2 separate regions of the Homo sapiens genome follow, and region 2 is linked to region 1. A link is an interaction called in ENCODE POLR2A ChIA-PET data of the cell type or tissue named here. Cell type or tissue: A673. All regions are shown on one strand. Links, peaks and the distances in the headings refer to the core of each region. The heading gives the core; the rest is flanking DNA.

Region 1 (7,954 bases), core at 2,531-6,530:
AAAGAAAACAGCCAGGCACGGTGGCTCACACCTGTAATCCCAGCATTTTGGGAGGCCGAGACTGGCAGATCACCTGAGGTCGGGAGTTCAAGACCAGACTTACCAACATGGAGAAACCCTGACTCTACTAAAAATACAAAATTAGCCGGGTGTGGTGGCGTGTGCCTGTAATCCCAGCTACTCTGGGGGCTGAGGCAGGAGAATCGCTTGAACCCAGGAGGCAAAGGTTGAGGTGAGCCAAGATTGCGCCATTGCACTTCAGCCTGGGGAAGAAGAGTGAAACTCTGTCTCAAAAATAAATAAATAAATAAATAGAAAACAACAGCAGGGAGAGGGTAGGGGGAAAAGCAAGAGACAGGGGCTGCCATTTCAGATTGAGGGGCAGGGAAAACCCCTCTCCCCGCATTGTGCAGACCCCAGTATCTTCCTGCCCCCTTCCTGCCCCCATTCACCACATTATTGCATGTCCCGATCTTGTTTTTCATCCCTTCCCTCCCCTCCTATCCCCCTGAGTCCTTCCAGAGGCTCTTGCTCAGCTGCTCCTAAGGTCTGTCCTGCTCCCTGGAATTTTTGTCATGCAGAAATTTCTCAGCCCGGAGCTCATTTCTGCCCACTTAACTCATCTTTCACCTGAAATTGGCTTTGCTGCCTGCTCCGGGAGTGTCTTTGCTGCTGTTGGAACGATGCACATGGGTAGTGACTCGAAGGTCACCCTGTCCTTTCGGGAGCCCCGTGGTCACTGCCTGCTCTCCGTCCACCTCACCGTAACACCACGGCCACTGGGGGGCCTCCTTCGGCTGGTGCCTGCTCAACGGGGAACCCCCAACCCCAGCCAGGGCTTATCCACTGCGAAGGAAGGTGGGGTCTAGCTGACTCCAAGTGGGTGGGGAGGGCACCCAATACATATCCTGTGGTCCAGCCTGCTTTGCTCTGCCTCAGTTTCCCCATCTGCTCATCTCAGCAACTCCCAGGGGAGCCTCTGGGGAAGAATTTCCAGACATACAAGAATGAGGCAGAGGCCGGGTGCAGTGGCTCACGCCTGTAATCCCAGCACTTTGGGAGGCCGAGGCGGGCAGATCACCTGAGGTCAGGGGTTCAAGACCAGCCTGGCCAACATGGTGAAACCCTGACTCCACTAAAAATACAAAAATTAGCCAGGTGTGGTGGCACGCGCCTGTAATCCCAGCTACTTGGGAGACTGAGGCAGGAGAATTGCTTGAACCCGGGAGGTGGAGGTTGTGGTGAGTGGAGATTGTGCCACTGCACTCCAGCCTGGGCAATAAGAGCGAAACTCTGTCTCAAAAATAATAATAATGAAGCAGAACTCATCCTCATACCACAGCCCAAATGGGTCTAGGAGATCAGGAAATTCTAAATCTTTCTCAGATCAACACCCCAGTTAGCCTGGGCCCATGAATATTGACGATTCCTGCTGAACTTGGATAGAGACCACTTCCATTCTCCCTGTGGCTGGGAACACACTTGCCCAAATATATATATATATATATGTGTGTGTGTATATATATATATGTGTATATATATATATATATGTATATATATGTGTGTGTATATATGTGTATGTATACACATATATATGTATATATGTATATGTGTGTATATGTATATGTATATATGTATATGTGTATATATGTATATGTCTATATATGTATATGTCTATATATGTATATATGTATATATTTATGTTTTTATATATATGTATGGTGTGTGTGTGTGTGTGTGTGTGTGTATATATATATATATATATATATATATATATATTTTTTTTTTTTTTTTTTTTTTCCCCAGAGACAGGGTCTTGCTGTATCACCCAGGCTGGAGTGCAGAGGCACAATCTAAGCTCACTACAGCCTCAAACTCCAGGGTTCAAGCCATCCTCCTACCTCAGCCTCCAGAGTAGCTGGGACTACAGGCACACGCTACCACGCCAGGCTAATTTTTAAATTTTTTTGTAGAGATAGGGTCTTGCTATCTTTCTCAGGCTGATCTCCAACTTCTGGCCTCAAGCGATCCTCCTGCCTCAGCCTCCCAAAGTGCTGGGATTATAGGCATGAGCCACTGTGCCTGCCATCCCCCTTCCCCAAATCTTACAGACACCCAGCTACCTTTGCAGGGGGGCCTCTCCCCTGCTGTGGCTTTGCCCCGCAACACCCACCCCAGCCAATCCTCACCCACCTAGACTCCCACCATCAAAGCCAGCAGGCATGGCTCCTGTTTATAGATTGGTGTCAGGGGGTGGGAGAGAGGTTGGCAAGTTTTAAAAGCTCATTAAGGCCTGAATTCTTTTTATAGATGGAGTTTTCTGCGTCTTTTACTCCACACCCCCTCCAACCCTCCCCGAATTCTGAACGCCGTATTTATTTGAGTTAGAAAAATAATGAGGTCCCTGAGGTCGTACACAACACATCGGCTCTCTAATCAAAGTATGGCTGTGGAATTAAAAATATATGGGAAGCTGTGTTTGTGCGCGTGCCGCCGGCCGTGGACGCGGAACACACTCGCCCGTCACCACCCAGACCCCACCAGATGGGCTCCGGGGCAGAGATATAATTAGCTCTTTTCCAGCAAAGTCTCTGGGTGGAGAATGGGATTGAATTGCTCATGGTCCTCGCCAGTGGGGACTCGGGGAAGGAGTGCCGTCCACTAGAGCGGACTTAGGTGCTGGATCCCACCAGACGTGGATGTGGTTATGGGTGGGGCCTCAGGGAACAGGGGTCCCAGGTGTAGAGGCCAGGTTAGGTGTAGAGGGCAAGGAGACTATCAGAGAGGAAGTCCCCTGGGGTGCACCCAGCCTGAGAGGCCCAGACTCCACTGTTTTTGGGTTTTAATTTAATTTAATTTTTTTTTTTTTTTGAGACAGAGTCTTGCTCTTGTCACCCAGGCTGGAGTGCAGTGGCTCGATCTTGGCTCACTGCAACCTCTGCCTCCCAGGTTCAAGCCAATTCTCCTGCCTCAGCCTCCTGAGTAGGTGCGATTACAGGTGCCCGCCACCATGCCTGGCTAATTTTTGTACTTTTAGTAGAGACGAGTTTTCACCATGTTGGCCAGGCTGGTCTCTAACACCTGACCTCAGGCAATCTGCTCACCTCAGCCTCCCAAAGTGCTGGGATTACAGGCGTGAGCCACTGCGCCTGGCAAATTTAATTTAATTTATTTTGGGACAGAGTTTCTCTCTGTCACCCAGGCTGGAGTGCAGTGGCGCGATCTTAGTTCATTGTAGCCTGCAACTCCTGAGTTTAAACAATCCTCCCGCTTTAGCCTCCCAAGTAGGTGGGACTACGGTTATGCCAACATGCCCAGCTGGTTTTCTTTGTTATTTTTATTTTATTTTGTTTTCAGAGATGGAGTCTCACTCTGTCACCCAGTTGGAGTGCAGTGGTGCAATCTTGGCTCACTGCAACCTCTATCTCCTGAGTTCAAGCAATTCTTTTTTTTTTTTCTGAGACAGAGTTTTGCTCATATTGCCCAGGCTGGAGTGCAGTGGTGCGAACTCGGCTCACTGCAACCTCAGCCTCCCGGGTTCAAGCAATTCTCCTGCCTCAGCCTCCCAAGTAGCTGGAATTACAGGCATGCGCCTCCATGCCCGACTAATTTTGTATTTTTGGTAGAGACGGGGTTTCACCATGTTGGTCAGGCTGTGCTCGAACTCCTGATCTCAGGTAATCCGCCCACCTCGGCCTCCTGAAGTGCTGGGATTACAGGTGTGAGCCATCACGCCCAGCTGGGTTCAAGCAACTCTCCTGCCTCAGCCTCTTGAGTAGCTGGGATTACAGGTGTGCACCACCACGCCCAGCTAATTTCTGTATTTTTAGTAAAAACAGCATTTTACCATGTTGGCCAGGCTGGTCTCAAACTCCTGACCCACAAATGATCCGCCCACCTCAGCCTACCAAAGTGTTGGGATTACAGGTGTGAGTCACTGCGCCCGGCCCAATTTAATTTTTTAAATTTTGTGTAGAGATGGGGTCTTGCTATGTTGCCCAGATTTGTCTTGAACTCCTGGGCTCCAGCGAATCCTCCTGCCTCGGCTTCCCAAAGTGTTGAGATTGCAGTCATGAGCCACTGGGCTCAGCTCTTTTTTTCCCCCTTTATATCCCTTGTTGAGGCTTCTCTCTGTCACACATGCACATCCATACTTTTGTTTATGTCTGACTCTCCACTGGACATCAGCCCCATGTAGGTGGGGATTTCTGTCTTGGGTGCTGTGGTGCCCCCAGTGGCGTGGACAGAGTGGGACACACAGAAACCGCTGGATCTAATATACAAGATGAGCCGGTTGCAGTGGTTCACGCCTGTAATCCCAGCACTTTGAGAGGCTGAGGCGGGTGGATCACTGGAGGTCAGGAGTTCGAGACCAGCCTGGCCATCATGGCGAAACCCCGTCTCTACTAAAAATACAAAAATTACGGTGGCTTACGCCTGTAATCCCTGCACTTTGGGATGCCGAGTCGGGCAGATCCTAGGTCAGGAGATCGAGACCATCCAGGCCAACATGGTGAAACCCCGTCTCTACTAAAAATACAAAAATTCGCTTGGCATGGCAGTGCGTGCCTGTAATCCTAGCTACTCGGGAGGCTGAGGCAGAATTGCTTGAATCTGGGAAGTGGAGGTTGCAGTGAGCTGAGATTGTGCCACTGCACTCCAGCCTGGCAACAGAGCTAGACTCCATCAAAAAAAAAAAAAAAAAAATCAGGCCTGACACAGTGGCTCATGCGTGTAATCCCAGCACTTTGGGAGGCTGAAGCAGGCAGATTACCTGAGGTCAGGAGTGGGAGAACAGCCTGACCAATATGGTGAAACCCCGTTTCTACTAAAAATACAAAAATTAGCTGGGTGTGGTGGCGCACACCTGTGGTCCCGGCTACCAGGGAGGCTGAGGCAGGGGAATCGCTTGAACTCGGGAGGCAGAGGTTGCAGTGAGCCGAGATGGTGTCACTGCATTGCAGCCTAGGTGACAGAGTGAGACTCTGTCTCAAAATAATAATAACATGCAAGATGAATCAATGAATGAACAAAAAGCAAAGAATCTCAGGCACCCTCATCACTCCAGGCTTGGAGCCATTCCTTTGTCTGGGAGGGTTTTCCTGGTCCTCCTCATCCCGGAGACCCAGGGGGTGCTGGCGTTGAGGGGTTCTGGTTTTCAAAGGGTGATCCTCTCTCTAAATGGGGCTAGTCATGAAGCAGAGGGATTTGGGGCATCTTCGGGCCCCTGCTCCCCTCCCACCCAGCCTCCCCTTCTGCACTCCCCTCCTGCTCAGGCCACAGCAGCAGCAGTAGGTGACATCTGGAGAGTCTTCAGGCAGCTTTGGGAGGGGGCGAAGGCAGAGGAGGCCACGGGTGTTTGCAGAATGTGTGTGTGTACGCATGTGTGTGAGAATGTGTGAGACTGTGAGACTGTGAGTGTGAGTGCCTATAGGTGTGAGCATGTGGTTGTGTGTTCCTGTGTGAATGTGTGAGTCTGCATTTGTGCAACAATGTGTGTGATGTGAAGGGTATGAGACTTGTGAAGATGGATGTGTGTGAGGCTGTGGGGCTGTGTGAGGGTGGGTGGGAGTGTGTGAGGCTGGGGGGCTGTGAGGATGCGTGTGAGTGTGCAAGGCTGTGGGGCTGTGTGAGGGTGGGTGGGAGTGTGCGAGGCTGTGGGGCTGTGTGAGGGTGGGTGGGAGTGTGCGAGGCTGTGGGGCTGTGTGAGGGTGGGTGGGAGTGTGCAAGGCTGTGGGGCTGTGTGAGGATGAGTGTGTGAGACCATGTATGAGCATGCGTGTGACTGTGTGAGTGTGACAGAGCATAAGTGTGAGTGTTGAGTGTGAGTGTATGTCCTGGGGACAGGGCCCCTGTTTGCTGAGAATGCACGTGTGCTCCAGGCCTGGCCGCCGTTCTCTTCCACCCTGCTCCTCCTGCCCTAAGTTCTCTCCTTTCACACTTCACACCAGGGTTACTTCTCTCCCCTCCCAAATTCCCTTTTTTTTTTTTTTTTTTTTTTGAGGCAGAGTCTTGCTCTGTCACTCAGGCAGCGGCGCCATCTCGGCTCACTGCAACCTCCACCTCGTGGGTTCAAGCGATTCTCTTGCCTCAGCCTCCTGAGCAGCTGGGATTACAGGTACCTGCCACCATGCCTGGCTAATTTTTGTATTTTTAGTAGAGACGGGGTTTCACCATGTTGGCCAGACTGGTCTCGAACTCCTGACCTCAGGTGATCTACCTGCCCTAGCTCCCCAAAGCGCTGGGATTACAGGCGTGAGCCACCATGCCCGGCCCCCTCCAGAATTCTTATTCCCTTTGTTGGCCCCATTCCTGTCTCTCTCCCTAGCCAGGGCAAAGAGGCTGAGGGAGAGGAAGTCCTGAGCAGCCTCAGGAGACCTCTGCGGGCCCGAAGGAGGTCACTGGGATCCCCCAGCGCAAGCCAGGTCACCAGGCCAGGGATCCGCAGGAGAACCTGGGCCTGGGGCTAGGGGGCTCAGAGGCTGAGGCTGTTTCCACCAGCAGATCTTCCCACCCTCTCTGTCCACAGACACCCAGTAGAGGGGGAACCGAGAGAGAGGTTCCGGGTGGTGCAGCAGGGGACCGGACGGGAGAACCCTCTGACCCTCTGCACTGGCGGTTCCCAAGCCTGGCTGCACCTGAAAGTCACCCTGGGGAGCTTTAAAATGTTTCTGGCAGGGTGCGGTGGCTCACGCCTGTAATCCCAGCACTTTGGGAGGCCAAGGTGGGCAGATCACCTGAGGCTGGGAGTTCGAGACCAGCCTGGCCAACATGCTGAAACCCCATCTCTACTAAAAATACAAAAATTAGCTGGGTGCGGTGGTGTGCGCCTGTAATCCCAGCTACTCGGGAGGCTGAGGAAGGAGAATGGCTTGAACTGGGAGGAGGAGGTTGCAGTGAGCCGAGATCGTACCACTGCACTCCAGCCTGGGTGACAGAGTGAGACTCCGTCTCAAAAAAATAAGTAGCTGGGCGCGGTGGCTCACGCCTGTAATCCCAGCACTTTGGGAGGCCAAGATGGGCGGATCACAAGGTCAGGAGATCGAGACCATCCTGGCTAACACAGTGAAACCCCGTCTCTACTAAAAATACAAAAAAAAAAAATTAGCCAGGCATAGTGGTGGGCGCCTGCAGTCCCAGCTACTCGGGAGGCTGAGGCAGGAGAATGGCTTGAACCCAGGAGGCAGAGCTTGCAGTGAGCCAAGATCGTGCCACTGCACTCCAGCCTGGACGACAGAGCAAGACTCTGTCTCCAATAAATAAATAAATAAATAAATAAAAAGTAAACAAACAAATAAAAAGTAAACAAATAAATAAATAAGATGTTTCTGATGTCCTGGCACCCCTGCCCCCACCCCGGCTGCGGCTCCTGTCCGAGGCAGAGCCTAGGCACTAGGGAAATTTGGAACCAGACCATTCACTGTCTGTTTTGGGAGCTATCGTAGGATCCCCGGCCTCCACCCCGAGATGCCAGTAACAATCCCCGCCTCCAGTTGTGACCACTAAGTACGTCTCTAGATGGTCCCCATGGGAGACAGAATCATCCCGGGTGACAATTTCTGGGCTAGACGGAGAAGTGAGCCACCAATGGGCCCCATAATATAGCCCATTACACGGCCTCCCAATCCCCAGGAAGCTCTGGTCTCTGGGGGACTTTCTTTCTTTCTTCAGTTGGGGTCTTGCTCTGTTGCCCAGGCTGGTCTCGAACTCCTGGGCTCAAGAGATCTTCCCAAGTAGCTGGGATTATAGGAGCGCACCAACACGCCAGGCTCCTTGGGGAGACATTCTTTTTTCTTTTTTTTTTTTTTTTGAGACAGACTCTCGCTCTGTCTCTCAGGCTGGAGTGCAGTGGCGCAATCTCAGCTCACTGCAGCCTCCGTCTCCCAGGTTCAAGTGATTCTCCTGCCTCAGCCTCCCATGTAGCTGGGACTACAGGCGCCCACCACCACACCCG
Region 2 (7,954 bases), core at 1,555-5,554, 51 kb before region 1:
GGGAGAGGGGCCCCTCTGGGCAGACGGCAAAAGCCATTTTTGAGTGTACAAGGAGGCATTTTTCTGACAGCATTTCCTGTCGGTACCCTCCTATCTAGGGGCAAAAGTGTCACTGGGGCTTTCTGGGGCCTTTGGTGTGGGTCTTAGTGACAAAGTTCAGTGGCAATCTGGCATTCCCCTAGTGGAATTGTCACTCCCACGACAGCCTCTCATGCCCAGCTTCTGTCCGGCCCGAGGAGCCAGCTCTGGGCTGCCTGCTATCCACGAGGTCAGGCGGCCCTGACATTGGCAAGGAGATTGACACCCACACTCTGTGCTTCCTTTGAAACAGAGTTGTTAAAATTCCAGGCCAGACAAATGTCCAATAGGCCTATGAAAAGATACTCAAAGTCACCAATCATTAGGGAAATGCAAATCAAAACCACAGGCCAGGTGCGGTGGCTCACGCCTGTAATTCCAGCACTTTGGGAGGCCGAGGTGGGAGGATCACTTGAGGCCAGGAGTTTGAGACCAGCCTGGGCAACATAGCAAGACTCCATCTCTATAAATAAATGAATAAACAAATAAAAACCACAGTGAGATACTACCTAACACCCATTAGGATGGCTACTATCAAAAAAACAGAAAATAGGTTAGAAGTGGTAGCTCACAACTGTTATCCCAATGCTTTGGGAGGCCAAGGAGAGAGGATCAGTTGGGCCAGGAGTTCAAGACCAGCCTGGGCAACAAAGGAAGACTTCATTTCTAAAAATATTTAAAAATTAGCTGAGCATGGTGGCATGCACCTGTAGTCCCAACTACTTGGGAGGCCGAGGCAAGAGGATCGCTTGATCCCAGGAGGTCAAGGCTGCAGTGAGCTATGATTGCACCATTGCACTCCAGCCTGGGCAACAGAGTGAGACCCTGTCCAAAAAAAAAAAAAAAAAAAAGCAAAACAAAACAAAACCCCATAAATTGAAACCATTGTGGGCTGCTGGTGACAATGTAAAATGGTGCAGCCACTGTGGAAAACAGTATGGAGAGTCCTAAAAAAATTAAACATAGAGGCCAGGCATGGTGGCTCATGCCTGTAATCCCAGCACTTTGAGAGGCCGAGGTGGGTGGACCATTTGAGGTCAGGAGTTTGAGACCAGCCTGGACAACAATACAAAGATTAGCCGGGTGTGGTGGCAGCTGCCTCTAATCCCAGCTACTCGAGAGGCTGAGGCAGGAGAATCGCTTGAACCCGGGAGGTGGAGGTTGCAGTGAGCGGAGATCGCGCCACTGCACTCCAGCCTGGGTGACAGAGCAAGACTCCATCTCAAAAAAAAAAAAAAAATTAAACATAGAATTGTCATATGATCCATCAATTCTACTTCTGCATAGACACCCGAATTGAAAGCAAAGTTCAAAGAGACATCTGTACACCTATGTTCACGGCAGCATTAGCTAAAATAGCCAAAAGTTGAAAGCAACCAGTCTCCATGGATAGATGAATGGATAAACAAAATGTGGTCTATCTATACAGTGGAATATTACTCAGCCTTAAAGAGGAAGGAAATTCTCGTACATATAACATGAATGCACCCTGAGGGCATTATGCTAAGTGAAATAAACCTGCCACAAAAGAACAAATACCGTATGATCACATTTACAGGAAGTAACTAAACTTGTCAAATTCATAGAAACAGAAAGTAGAATTGTGGTTTCCAGGAACTGGAGGGAGGAGGAACGGGGAGTTGTTTTGTGGATACAGTTTTAGTTTTGCAAGATGAAAAAGTTCTGGAGATGAATGATGGTGTCAGTGGCAACTATGAGAATTTATTTTTTCTGGTTTTTGTTTTGTTTTGTTTTGAGACGGGGTCTTACTCTGTTGCCCAGGCCGCAGTGCAGTGGCACAATCTGGGCTCACTGCAACCTCTGCCTCCTGGGTTCAAGTGATTCTCGTGCCTCAGCCTCCCAAGTAGCTGGGATTACAGGTGTGCACAACCATTCCTGGCTAATTTTTGTATTTTTAGTACAGCCAGGGTGTCACCATGTTGGCCAGGCTGGTCTCAAACTCCTGATCTCAGATGATCTGCCCACCTCAGCCTCCCAAAGTGCTGGGATTACACGTGTGAGCCACTGTGCCCAACTGAGAATTTTCTTTTCTTTTTGAGACTGAGTCTCACTCTGTTGCCCAGGCCGGAGTACAGTGGCTCAATCTTGGCTCTCTGCAACCTCTGTCTCCTGGGTTCAAGTGATTCTCTTGTCTCAGCCTCCCAGTAGCTGGGACTACAGGTTCACACCACCGTGCCTGGCCAATTTTTGTATTTTTAGGACAGACGGGGTTTCACCATATTGGTCAGGCTGGTCTTGAACTTCTGACTTCAAGTGATCTGTCCATCTCAGCCTCCCAAAGTGCTGGGATTACAGGCATGAGCCCCCACGCCCGGCCTGACAATTTTCTTAATGTAACTGAACTGTACACTTAAAATGGTTAAGATAGAACATTTCATGTCATGTGTATTTCACCACAAATTTTATCCAGGCTGAAGGACAGGCACGGTGGCTCGCTTTGGCAGGACGAGGCAGGAGGATCGCTTAAGGCCAGGAGTTCAAGACCAGCTAGGGCAACATAGCGAGACCCGCACCCCCATCTCTACAAAAAAAGTTTAAAAATTACCCAGGCCTGATGGCACATGACTCTGGTCCCAGCTACTCGGGAGGCTGAGGCAGGAGGATTGCTTGAGCCCAAGAGGTTGAGGCTGCAGCGAACTATATGGTTGCACCACTGTACTTCGGCGAGATCCTGTCTCAAAAAAAAAATCAAAAAAAAAAAAAAATCCAGTCTCAGAGGAGACTGGGGCAGGATTCCCATCCTGTGGGTCCTGGCAGGTGACCCCCATGTGTCCTCCATAGTAGGGGGTGATCAGGCCCTCCAAGAAGTCAATACCAATTATATCCCAAAGCCTCTTACATGTCTCCACCTGGACCTCCCTGTCTACCTCCAGACATACAGCTGCCCTCTGGACCTCACCCAGGGACACTGCTATGATCACTGAGCGATTCACCAATATTCCAGCTCTTTCTCCCTCCAGGTACAAGGTAGGAAGGCATTGCTCCACCCACTTGTGTGGCCACGTGACTTGCTCTGACCAATGGCATGTGAGCAGGTTTGACTTGTGTCACTTCTGGGCAGAGGCTTTAAGAGCTGCTGCAGAGCATGCTATATGTTCTTTTTCTTCTGCCTTGGCAACGGGCAACATGCCAGATGCTGGCTGAGTGAAAAGTGAAACCTCTGATGTTTTAAGCTCCTGAGATTTGGGGCTTAAAGTAGCTGGGACTACAGGTGTGTGCCACCATGCCTGGCTCATTTTTTTCCCTGGCTTGTTACTGCAGCAGAACTGAACCTGCCTTGAGTCCAGTGTGGCAGCAGAATCTGTAGATGTCACTCATCCAGTCCTGTCTTGTGCATGACGATGGTCTCATATCATTAAGCTGTAGGGCTGGAATGAGAGGCAAGGTGGATGCTTGACTTGGGAACAAAATTTCAGGGGGTGTCAAAGAACTCAAGAACTTTGTCCTGAACTCATAAATATTATTTTATTGTGATATTTTGTAAAAGTCAAGATTAATGCAAAACCATGATGAATAAAATGGTAACATTAAATCTATCTATCTATCTATCTATCTATCTATCTATCTATCTATCTATAGATATGTATATATATACACATAGGTCAGGCGCGGTGGCTCACACCTGTAATCCCAACACTTTGGGAAGCCGATGCAGGTGGATTGCTTGAGACCAGGAGTTCGAGACCAGCCTGGCCAACATGGTGAAACCCCATCTCTGCTAAAAGTACAAAAAATTAGCAGGTCGTGATACTGCACACCTGTAATTCCAGCTACTTGGAAGGCTGACGCACGAGAATCGCTTGAACCCAGGAGGCGGAGGTTGGAGTGAGTAGAGATCATACCACTGCACTGCACTCCAGCCTGGGCAACAGAATGAGACTCCATCTCAAAAAAAAAATATATGTATATATATATACACATATATGAGAGAGACAAGGTCTCACTCTGTCACCCAGGCTGGAGTGCAGTGGCACAATCATAGCTCACTGCAGCATTGACCTCCTGAGCACAAGCAATCCTCCCACCTCAGCCTCCCGAGTAGCTGGGACTACAGGTGTGCACCACCACACCCAGCTAATGCTTGAATTTTTATAGAGATGGGGTCTTGCTATGTTGCCCAGACTGGTCTTGAACTCCTGGGCTCAAGTGATCCCTCTGTCTCAGCCTCCCAAAGTGCTGAGATTATGGGCGTGAGCCACTGCTCCTGGCATACATTGTCCTAGTCTATTGTTAGAAGCAAGTTATTGGGTCCAGCTCACACTCGAGGGATCACACAGAGTGCAGACATCAGGAGGTGGGAATCATGGAGGAGTCTTGGAGCCTGTCTGCCTCACCTCCTCTCCTCTAGTATTCCTAGTTTTTTTTTTTTTTTCGAGATGGAGTTTTGCTCTTGTTGCTTAGACTGGAGTGCAATGGCAGGATCTCGGCTCGCTACAACCTCTGCCTCCCAGGTCCAGGTGATCCTCCTGTCTCAGCCTCCCAAGTAGCTGGGATTACAGGAGCCCCCTGCCACACCTGGCTAATTTTTGTATTTTTAGTAGAGATGGGGTTTCACCATGTTGGTCAGGCTGGTCTTGAACTCATGACCTCAAATGATCTGCCTGTCTGGGCCTCCCAAAGTGCTGGGGTTACAGGCATGAGCCACCAAGCCTGGCCTCTTTGCTGATTTTCATCTGTAACTTTCACTGTAATAAACCATAACTGGGAGTAACACCACTTTTCTGGGATCTATCAATCTCAGCAAATTATTGACCCTGAGGGTGGTCTCAGGGACCCCCGACACAAGCCCCATTTCCCAGCCACCATCTTTTGCAATCTCCATTGCCCTAGTCACCGAATGGCATATTCTTATCCATTTGCTATTTCCTGCCTCTCTCCTCTGGATCAAAGGCTCTGGAAGGTCGAAAACTCATCTGTCTTTCCCATGAAAGGCTGTAGAACAAAATGGTCAGGGGTCAAGTCCTGGCCCTGTCACTTTTTCATTGTTGCTGAGTCAAGGTCTCAGCCAGGGTGGAGTGCAGCAGTGCAGTCATAGCTTACTGCAGCCTTGAACTCCCGGGCTCAAGCAATCCTCCCACCTCAGCCTCCCTTGTGGCTGGGACTACAGTCACATGCCACCACAGCCAGCTATTTTTTTTCTTTTAAGACAGGGTGTCGCTCTGTCACCCAGGCTGGAGTGCAGTGGCATGATCTCGGCTCACTGCAACGTCTGCCTCCCAGGTTCAACTGATTCTCCTGCCTCAGCCTCCCGAGTAGCTGGAATTACAGGCATGCGCCACCACGCCTGGCTAATTTTTTTTTGTATTTTTAGTAGAGACGGGGTTTCACCATGTTGGCCAGGCTGGTCTTGAACTTCTGACCTCAGGTGATCCGCCTGCCTCGGCCTCCCAAAGTGCTGGGATTACAGGCTTGAGCCACCAAGCCCGGCCCCACACCCAGCTAATTTTTATTTTTTGAGACGGAGTCTTGCTTTGTTGCCCAGGCTGGAGTGCAGTGGCACGATCTCAGCTCACTGCAATCTCCACCTCCCAAGTTCAAGCGATTCTCCTGCCTCAGCCTCCGCAGTAGCTGGGATTACAGGCATCCGCCACTACGCCAGCTAATTTTTTTGTATTTTTAGTAGAGACGAGGTTTCATCTTGTTGGCCAGGCTGGTCTTGAACTCCTGACCTCAAGTGATCCGTCAGTCTCAGCCTCCCAGAATGCCTGAAGGTTAGCTTTTAAGTGTTGGTTACTTTATCTCCTCAGTAGCTAGATCAGGGTCCAGGTGGTCAGGATTCAGTCAAAAGCAAGTGATTAAGGAGACTCCTCTGGGGACTTTGCGATGGAGAGGCAGGAGGGGCCACGAGCGGGGGTGGGGAAGAGAAGAGGGCACAGAGGCCAGCGGATGAGAGAGACACCAGGGAGCCTGGGATGCCTGCCCGAGGCTCTGGCCACGCCCATGCCCTGCCTGTCCCGCTAAGGTGAGCTGGTCCTTCTGTGATCACCCGGGGAGGAGGCCTACAGGAGCTGCAGAGCTGAGTAGAGAGGGAAGGCGCGGGGGAGGCCAAGTCCCACGGGTCTGGGCTTCTAGGAGGAAACGTGTGGGAGGTTGGGACGGGAGGCGTGGGGGCGGGGGACAGGCAGGGCAGCTGGAGCCGGGGCTGTAGTCGGGCGCCGGCCAAGCCCCAAAGAAAGCCTGTGTTGGGCAGCGTCCGGTCTGGCCTGGCCTGGGAGGATGCCTGCTTGCTGCTGGGGGGCCCTGGAGATGCCGACGTAGCTCTGTACCCCCGGGAGGAATGTGACCCCCTCCCCACCCCCAGCCTCCAAATTTTTCCACATAAGGCTTCAGGGGTGCTCATGCCGCATGAGTTCAGGACAAAGGAATCAAAAGCACATGGACTGGATTCCCTAGGGAGGAGAAATTCTGGAAATAAGACGAAGAGGAGGACAAAGGGGCCCGGGGGCGGGGTGAGGGTGCTGGGACGGAAGCGGGGGGCGGGGATTGGGAGGCAGCCGGAGAAGGTGCCTGGCTCTGAGTGGCCTTAGACTGGGGACACATCTCAGCTGGGGATGAAGGCCACTGTGGCCCCGGACCGCCAGGGCAACTCCTTGGACCTCTCTGAGCCTTGTTCCTTCCTTTTTTTTCTTTTTTCTTTTTTTTTTGAGACGGAGTCTTGCTCTGTCACCCAGGCTGGAGTGCAGTGGCGCGATCTCGGCTCACTGCAAGCTCTGCCTCCCAGGTTCACGCCATTCTCCTGCCTCAGCCTCCCGAGTAGCTGGGGCTACAGGCGCCCCCCACCACGCCCGGCTAATTTTTTGTATTTTTAGTAGAGACGGGGTTTCACCGTGTTAGCCAGGATGGTCTCAATCTCCTGACCTCGTGATCCGCCCGCCTCGGCCTCCCAAAGTGCTGGGATTACAGGCGGGAGCCACCGCGCCCGGCCACCTTGTTTCCTTTCTTTTGGCCCAGATTCTTGGGGCAAAATACTTGGAGTCCTCCATGTCTCTGTCTCTGTTTTATTTTGTTCTCTCTTTCTGTTTCCTTCTTTCTTCTCTTTCTTCGTTCTCTGTCTCTCCTTCCTTCCTTCCTTCCTTCCTTCCCTCTCTTTCTTTCTTCTCCTTCCTTCTTTCTTTCATCTATCTCTGTCTCTCCTCCCTTTCTTTCTCCTTCCTTCCTTCCCTCCCTCCCTCCATTTCTTCCTTCCTTCCTTCCTTCCTTCCCTCTTTCTTCTCCTTCCTTCTTTCTTTCTTTCCTCTATCTCTATCTCTCCTCCCTTTCTTTCTCCTTCCTCCCCTCCCTCCCTCCCTCCCTCCCTCCCTCCCTCCCTCCCTCCCTTCCTTCCTTCCTTCCTTCTCCTTCCCCGGTCTCACTTTGTTGCCCAGGCTGGTCTTGAACTCCTAGGCTTCAGTGACCCTCCTGCCTCTGCCCCACAAAGTACTGGGATTACAGGCATGAGCCACCATGCCTGGCCTCTATCTCTGCCCCTGTCCCTTTCTCTCTCTCTCTATTGTATCAGCAAATCCCGAGAGCTCTATTTTCAAAATCTATCCAGCATCTACTCACTTTTCACCTCCTCCACAGCCCCTACCTGGTCCGGCCCCATCAACTCCCCCTTGGCCCAGTGCAGACTCCTCTGCCCTGGTCTCCTGGCTCCTGCCCTTGCTCGCCCGCTCCATGCTTTTCTGTCAGGGCACGTCCCTCCTCTGCTCAAGGACCCTCCAGGGCTCCCACCTCACTCAGTGCAAAAGCCAAATTCCTTCTTGTGGCCCACAGGGCCCTGCAGGATCTGCTCAGCACTTATCTGCCCTCACCTCCTCCTTCTCTCCCCTTTGCTCATTCCCTTCAGCCAGGCCAGCTTCCTCGCCGTTTTGGG

Evidence for each region. ChIA-PET counts read pairs that join two places held together with the same protein. Peaks named below come from ENCODE experiments on the same cell type or tissue, not always from the same donor. Only the 100,000 strongest peaks of a DNase experiment are listed, where the experiment ranks them.
Region 2: POLR2A ChIA-PET joins it to region 1 with 10 read pairs; 9 of 35 experiments call an interaction of 5 or more read pairs at or near these places.

The regions. Positions count from the first base shown.
Region 1 is chr19:14,311,903-14,319,856 of GRCh38, reverse strand. All of the region lies in intron 3 of LINC01841 (long intergenic non-protein coding RNA 1841), which reads left to right. Among named protein-coding and RNA genes, the nearest start is that of LINC01842, 18 kb to the left of the region's middle. RefSeq lists a silencer at 646-940 and enhancers at 459-958, 959-1,460. In A673, for the core only: a CTCF peak has its summit at 4,227; no DNase peak of the experiment used is centred there.
Region 2 is chr19:14,361,979-14,369,932 of GRCh38, reverse strand. LINC01841 (long intergenic non-protein coding RNA 1841) reads left to right here and starts at 5,943. Exons shown (of 4, transcript NR_134908.1): 1 at 5,943-6,061. RefSeq lists a silencer at 3,070-3,159 and an enhancer at 3,022-3,316. In A673, for the core only: no CTCF peak of the experiment used is centred there; a DNase peak (open chromatin) is centred at 3,172.